Linked DNA regions of Mus musculus: regions 1 and 2 are each linked to region 3. A link is a loop called in an ENCODE intact Hi-C map of the cell type or tissue named here. Cell type or tissue: heart. All regions are shown on one strand.

Region 1 (2,500 bases), 70 kb after region 3:
GTACACGAAAAAAAAAGGTTGCTTTAATTATTTCTTGTTTTAATTAATTTGACCATAATGATTGGGTCGGTGGTCTTTCTCCTTCCATCTTTGGTATTAACACTAGCCCATTGTGGGTGGTGCCATCCTTGGGCAAGGTGGTCCTGGGTTCTATAAAAAGCAGGCTGAGCAGACCATGGAGGAGCGAGTTAGTAAGCAGCACTCCTTCATGGCCTCTGCATCAGTTTCTTCCTTCAGGCTCCTGCCCTGCTTGAGTTCCTTTTCTGACTTCAGTGATGGGACCACAGTGTGCAAGAACAAGCCAAATAAACCCTTTGCTTCCCCACTTTGCTTTTGGTCTTTGGTGTTTCATCATAGCAACACTAACCCTAAGTAGGAGAGATGGGCGGGACACTGTAGACAGATAGTCCAGTGAATATGCCCAAGGTAGAAAGGAGCAGTCAGGTGGCATGGGTGTCGATGTGTGAGCAGAGAAGATGGGGGCTAGGGAATTCCGTTTCTGAGGGCTGTGTCATGGCTGGGGAGGGGGTGGCGGTGGCTTTCTAATCTCAGCACAGACAGGTCTCCAAGGAGCCAACGCAGTGACTCGGACCCTCTGGGAGTGTGGATGAGAGTGGCCCGGCTGAAAGCCGCCTTTGCCGTCTCCATACACGTCTCACTGTCTGGGGCCTAAAATAGAGCAGGAATAGAATGATCCCGTGAGAAGATTCTGGTGAAGGACTACAGGAAAAGGGACATGAGTCACGCTGGGAACCCTTGAGTTCGACACTCCCAAAGTTCTGCTGCCCTGCCCAACACCATTGGGTCTCCCACATCCATCCCTGCCCACTTTGGTCTGGTTGGGGAGCTGGCAGGCTTGGTTCTGTCATGAAGGAACTAAGTCACTTACCCATGCTTCATTCCCCTGAGAGCCTGCTTCTCAGAGGTACCAGAAATAAGGGACCTCAGACATCTGCTGTGAGGGCCATGGTAATTGATGAGCAAAGGGGCCCAACCCAGGACCAGCACCACTATCGGCCTCTGTATTTCTCTGGACCTCAGTTTCCTCACCTGTAAAGGTTTGTCTTCGCAGGTTTCAGGTCAAAATCCACGTTACGATCCTAAGCGCTCCTGGGACCTCCCTCCTGTACTTCCAGCCCCGGACCCTCAGACGTTAGCATAGACTTGACACATATTTTTCATGCCCTGCGTTAGGCACACTCTGACTCCTGCTCCTTGCACCCTGGAGGTAGAGGAAGATGTTCTCAGTCCCAGGGCGGCTCGTGGGTACTACCATGTGCTAGGCTCTCACGTGTTTAACTACGGACTGTGCTAAATCCTGCTCTGTGAGAGGAAGGAGTCCTTGGGGCGGTACACTGCGTCCCGGTGCGCGGGGCCAGCGCGCCCTCTAGAGGCTACTCTGCTCAAAGTCTTGCTCGACAGCCAGAGGAGCTCTGGATCTGGCCAGCAGGCAGGTTCCAAGGTTGGAAGACTCTTTCTGGTGTCTCCTGCTACTCTACCTCCACTTTAACCTAAAAGTGCTCGCCTCACTACCACCTTCCATGGAGGCGGCTCAGAGAGCTCCCCCACTGCGGCTGCGCCGCCCCGCCCCATTACCATGGAGACTTCTTGTACACAGTTTCCCTTTCCCTTCTGCCCTGTTAGGAACGGAGGCCCCTCCGACGGGACTGGTGCCCGCTTAGGAGGGAGCCCTCCGGGTTATGGAGTGGGCGCCCATGAACATCAGAGCCCCAACAAGATTGGCCGTGGGCAGAGTGAGGTTTTATGGTCAACACCACGGGGAGGTGAGGCCCCAGTGCTCTTCTTACACAGGCTTGGTGGGGTCAGACCCCAACTCAAGAATAGACCCTAGGTTTATTTTTTCTTTTTTGTTTTGAGACAGGGTTCACTATGTGGCTGGCCTTGAACAGAGATCCATCTGCCCCTGCCTCCCTAGTGCTGGGATTCCGGTGTAAGCACCAGGTTTTTCCCCATGCATGGTTTGTTTGTTTATTTGGTTTTTCATGACAGGGTTTCTCTGTTAGTCCTGTCTGTCCTGGACCTCACTCTGTAGACCAGACTGGCCTCGAACTCAGAAATCCACCTGCCTCTGCCTCCCAAGTGCTTGGATTAAAGGCGTGCACCACCAATGCTCGGCTTGCATGGTTCTTTTTTTAAAGCCGGTGGTAGCACAGGCCCTTAATCCCAGCACTCGGTCGGCAGAGGCAGAAGGATTTCTGCGTTCAAGGCTAGCCTGGTCTAGAAATGTAGCGGGTTTTCCCAGGAACTCTTCACGTAAACAAGATTTCAAGCTCTCACAGATCTGCTTTGTCTTTTGAGGCAGCATTAGGCTGGTCTCAAACTTCAGGCAGTAGTCTTCCCTGGGGCTGGGCTCAAAGGTGTGCATCGTTATTTCTAGCTTAGATTCAATGCTTAGGGTTAACTTTGAGCTTGTCAATTTTTGACCTAGAACTTGCTTTTGCATGGCTGTGGAGTGGGACCTGGAGTTTATGGCCCTACC
Region 2 (2,500 bases), 140 kb after region 3:
TCTCTGTGAGTTCAAGGCAAGTCTAGTCTACACAGCCCCAGGTCAGCCAGGGAAGGCTGCATAGTGAGATCTTGTCTCAAAAACAAAACAGGCCGGGTGGTGGTGGCTCACGACTTTAATCCCAGCCCTTGGGAGGCAGAGGCAGGCGGATTTCTGAGTTCGAGGCCAGCCTGGTTTACAGAGAGAGTTCGAAGACAGCAGCCAGGGCTACACAGAGAAACCCTGTCTCGAAAAACCAAAACAACAACAACAACAACAACAACAACAACAAAAAACCAAACAAAAACCAAAACAAAACAAAATAAAGCAAACTCCTACTGTTCTGTTTCAACCTTATCTTTTCACGTCTGTGCAGGATACACTCTGTTGTAAGATGACAGATGACGCCTTACCACTTCAGGTTAGCCATTAAGCCTATGAAATCCTTCAAAACTTTACCCCCAATATCTGTAAACCACTGTACTCACCTGTCTTATCTACTATATTTAAAAGAGTATGGAGGTCAAAGTCACTGCCCTGTGTAAAAACAAAGATAAAATAGGTTGGATATTTCAAGTGCCGGATGAAAACGTTCAGCGGGAGAGGGACAAAAGAAGGGGGGGGGGGCAGGGCTGAATAAGTGGGCAAATACACCTGGCCACTATTGTACTACTGTCAGTGAGACGCTCCTCAGTCCCAGTGGGCAGCCTAAGAATTTCCACCTTTAAGCAGAAAGAATTTCTTCTAGCACTGGTGCCAACACTCATGTCTCCCTAGGAGTTCTGAGCAAAACATCTCGAATTAGTTGCCGGCTTCCCAGTGACAATATTTAGTTTTCAGCCGATTCTCACAGCTGGTCAGGCTTGTGGTCTGGTCCCTGAGCCCTTACTCGCACTAAGTTGCTAGAACGACAGCAAAGTTCTGACAGATGGTTACGGTTCAGAGGTGCAGGTCACCGCGTTTTGGATCCCACTCCCTCTGGCTCGCTCTGGAGGCGCAGCCCTACTAGGGCTGTCAACCAAGGGAGGGGCTCAACCTCTGTTTGACAGTAGGGAGACTGCGCCCCTGAAAAGAGTGGCGGCTTGGCTTAGGTCGCGCAGGGCAGCTCCAGACCCCCAGGCCAAGGGGGCAGCCTTCGCCCCGAGTCCCCTGGCACCGTCCCCAGCCCTGGGTTGGGGTCCATTGTGTCCCCACCTCGCGGTAGAGCGCCGGAGGCCATGGGAGAGAGGGAGGCCTACTTGCGTCCAGGGACTCCAGTAGTGCACTTGCTGTGTGGGAGCAGCCACGCCTCCGCGGACTCTCGAGGGCGCTTGGCCCCCACCTCAGGCCGACGAGCCGAGCACCGACCCGGAACCGCACGTTTGCCGCGCGCCGGAAGTGGCAGCGCGTCGGCTTGGTTCTCAGCGCGCGCATGCGCCCGTGTGCGATTCAGCGGCGCGCAAGCGGGGGTGCTTGTGCCGTTGGGCTGAAACGGCTACCGGGCGCGGGCACCTCTACCTGTGTTGGCCGGCCACTGACACGTCAGCGAGAGGCACCGCAATCTGGCCGCCCTGGATCGGCACCTTCCCTTCTGAAGAGGGAGGAGCCCCGTGGCGTGCGGTACCCCAGGGCCAGCTTTGGGGCTACAGGAAAGTCTATGCTCAAAAAAACGACACCGGGCACCTCTCAATCCGAGTTGCTGTCGATCATGTTTCATACAACTGAAAGAAGTTTCTAGAACCTTTTATCCTAGTTCTGCCCAAGTAAGATTTTCGTATTTCTCAAGTTTCAAGCTACGCATTGTACATTATAGCAACTTCAGTCCTGCCCTAGAAGCAACCCCAGCCTGTTTTGTTGATTCCATCTATTCCAGTTTCCTCTTGTCCCAGTTGTAGCAACCAGTTAGGGAGAAAACAAATACTTTATAAACAGTAATCTCAATCTACAAAATAGTTATACGCGTTAATCTGTAACTCAAGACAGCTAAAGCGCCTAAGATTTACCCCAAACAAGGAAACAACTGTCAATACTAAAGAAATACACAAAACTTTAAGCAAATAATGTTTATTTTTATATTGATGATACACTTAATATATACGTGATTCAAGATACAAAATTCATTTACAAGAGTTCACACTAGATGAATGTATACACATTCCTAGAGAATATTTATCAATGCAAAATTCTTTATTACACTGACCACAAAAAACAAAAAAAACCCCACAGATATTCTGTAATCTTGTTATTTAACAAACATCAAAACAACGTTTTATTTTCCATCCTAGTATTTATGTGCCCTCAAAGTGACAGGCACTGTGTAACAGTTAAGAATATTGGAACGCCTATGGAATCTGCTCTGTAGAATCACAGTGTTTACTCTGAAATTCATGTAGTGAAGAAGTGAAAGGCTCTAATTGTTTATGACAAATCACATACACAAGAGTTAAGTGATCAACTCAAGAAAATAAATGTTCAAGAACTTGACAATTCCTAAGGTCTATAAAATGTTTACTGTAACAGACAAAACCAGAAAATGACTGTT
Region 3 (2,500 bases):
CTGCTCCGCCATGACTTGCGCCTTCGTAGTCGTCGTCCTGGTCTTCCACGGGGGGAGGGGGCTGTCAGGGGCCGGCAGGCTCTCGGCCGCCGCACTCTCTGGGCCCCTGAGCCGCCCGGCTCCGCGCCCCTCCGCGCCGCGCCCCCTCAGCACTGGCCAGCTCCCTCCTCTGACGTCACGCGCCGCTGCCACGCACATGCCCGTGAGGAATTCTGGGAAATGTAGTCCTCCCAACGAGGCTGCCCACACGGGACTCTACCAAATAAAGGGGTGATGGAAAAAAAACAGGAAGACCTAAGTAGGGAGAACCCAAACCTATCACTATTACAAACTCTAATAAAATTTCTAATATATTAATATAATAAACGGCTATGTCAGAGTTTTCTCTCTATTGTAACTTATTCGTGATCATAGTGCTCTATGATTCCAACTATTTCCCCACACTAATAATGAGCCTTTCCAAGGAGGCGTATCCACCGGGAACCGGGTGAGCACGTGCAACCAAGCCCAGCCCTGTGGGGGAAGGCCCCAGGGGGCGGGGTGTGTAGGTACTCATGAGGGCTTTCCTCCCGGGCTGAGCGACAAATTGGACCAGAGATTAAAGGACCCGAGTTTAACCCGAGGTGACTGCGTTCGTATGCAAATAGAATCTATACAACTCTGCTTTCCGGAGAAGTGTTTAAAGCCCCTTTACCTCCGGGTGGGCGGGAAAGATTAAAGTTTCTCTTCCTCCTCTTTCATTCCCCGCACCCTGCCCATAGAACAGATGGACAAACTAAGATCACTTCCACTGATGCCACCAAAGAAAACTTGAGACCCCTGACTCCTTGTGTCTTAAAGAGTTCTGTTTTAAGAATGTCCCTTTCCCGGAGTGTTCCCCTTCCCACTCCTGTTCAGTATACCTGTCTCAAAAATGAGAGGTGTAATAAGAATCGGATCCAGTGATAAGAGACCAACTCTCACATACACGCTATCGCCTCAGTTTACAGAAGTTCCCACCAAATAAAATCCTGGATTTTCTCCCCTTCCTCCTCCAGGGCCCACCTCCCGCTGCCACCAGGTGGCGCGCGGCCATGGGGCTCTCAGGATTAGGGGTGGTGGTGATTTTCAGAAATGCCCCGCGCGCGTTCTCTCTCTCTCTCTCTCTCTCTCTCTCTCTCTCTCTCTCTCTCTCTCTCTCTCTCTCTCTCTCACACACACACACACACACACACACACTACACAACCCGCGCACACACACACACACACACACACACACACACTATACAACACACACACCTCCCTTAGGAAAAGACTTATTAAGTTTCAGTCTAGAACTTAAATGCTATCTAGCTTACTATAAATCAAAGAACTCTGGTGCTTTGCTGGGCTTTCCTCTAATGGGCCGTATCGAAGCGGTTTCATTCTGTCACTTCATTCTGCCCCATGTGCCCCTGGAATCCTCTGGCTCTTGTGAGTCATTCTTTACTTAATTGTTTAGAAGTCTTTACTTGGCTTATGAAATCTAACCTGTTCCGATTCCTGCCCACGTTGCTCCCATGCCTCTTCCCTTACCTGCTATTGAGAAGGCTCTGCCAAGCCTTCCTGCACTTTCCATTATCAATATTAATTGGCCTGGTCCATCCTTAGTCTGTGCCAGCAGCTGTTATGAGAGATTGACACTAATGCTGTGTGGTTTAAAGCTCCCACACCTGTTCATTGAGGTAGCTCTGATATTGGTGCTCTCACATACAAATGAAGTGGCACAAAAGTTGATGTCCGTTATATACTCAGTGGATCAGAAAGCCGAAATGCCTCTATAAAGTCTTTAACTCATCTTTCTAGATCCTTTTCTTCAGTAGCACCTTCCTTATACCTCCCATCAAGGGACAACTGGGTCCCTCTGTATTCCCAGATGGCCCTATCTAAGTAGACTGTAAGAAATGATCTTTTTTTAAAAAAGATTCATTTATTTATTTTATGTATATGAGTATACTTATACACTGTAGCTGTCTTCAGACACACCAGAAGAGGGCATCAGATCCCATTACAGATAGTTGTGAGCCACTATGCAGTTGCTGGGAATTGAACTCAGGACCTCAGGAAGAGCAGTCAGTGCTCTTAACCACTGAGCCATCTTTCCAGCCCCAAGAAATGATCTTGAAGTGGTTATGTCTTTGACAAGGGTTCTGAGCTTTCCCAAGGCCAGGGAGCAGTGTTCTGCAGCAGGCCCCTGGAATATAAGATGAGTCCTTTGTGTCGTGGGGAAGAAAGCCTTCTTCAGCTCTGGATTCTGAAATGTGCCAGGATCGCATAGCCTTCCCAGAGCCAGAGTTCCCCTCAATCACAGGCTCCTGGTGCAGAAGAGTCCTCTTCCCCGAATGCTCTTCCCTGGAAAGCCAAGTGGCTCTGCAGACATCTTGTGCCTGAGGTTTGAAAAGTGGATGAAGATTGCACATCAACTCAGAGAGGAGTTCAACCACATCCTCAGCTCCTGGTAATAACTCTTGATTCCTTTCAG

Evidence for each region. Peaks named below come from ENCODE experiments on the same cell type or tissue, not always from the same donor. Only the 100,000 strongest peaks of a DNase experiment are listed, where the experiment ranks them.
Region 1: it touches region 3 in a loop (7-fold over the local background); 38 of 42 quality-filtered maps call a loop at or near these places.
Region 2: it touches region 3 in a loop (8-fold over the local background); 4 of 42 quality-filtered maps call a loop at or near these places.

What each region holds. Positions count from the first base shown.
Region 1 is chr2:38,996,693-38,999,192 of GRCm38, forward strand. It overlaps Wdr38 (WD repeat domain 38), which reads left to right and starts at 1,617. Exons shown (of 9, transcript NM_029687.3): 1 at 1,617-1,784. The coding sequence starts at 1,701. In heart, a CTCF peak has its summit at 1,401 (motif pointing left); DNase peaks (open chromatin) are centred at 829, 1,399 and 1,579; H3K4me3 peaks cover 1,238 bases; H3K27ac peaks cover 880 bases; H3K27me3 peaks cover 398 bases.
Region 2 is chr2:39,064,208-39,066,707 of GRCm38, forward strand. It overlaps Golga1 (golgi autoantigen, golgin subfamily a, 1), which reads right to left and starts at 1,334. Exons shown (of 23, transcript NM_029793.2): 1 at 1,174-1,334; 2 at 468-516. Scai (suppressor of cancer cell invasion) reads right to left here. Exons shown (of 18, transcript NM_178778.3): 18 at 2,007-2,500. In heart, no CTCF peak of the experiment used is centred here; a DNase peak (open chromatin) is centred at 1,424; H3K4me3 peaks cover 2,299 bases; H3K27ac peaks cover 1,611 bases.
Region 3 is chr2:38,926,249-38,928,748 of GRCm38, forward strand. Nr6a1 (nuclear receptor subfamily 6, group A, member 1) reads right to left here and starts at 213. Exons shown (of 11, transcript NM_010264.4): 1 at 1-213. In heart, a CTCF peak has its summit at 1,019 (motif pointing right); DNase peaks (open chromatin) are centred at 173, 533 and 1,063; H3K4me3 peaks cover 1,470 bases; H3K27ac peaks cover 1,083 bases.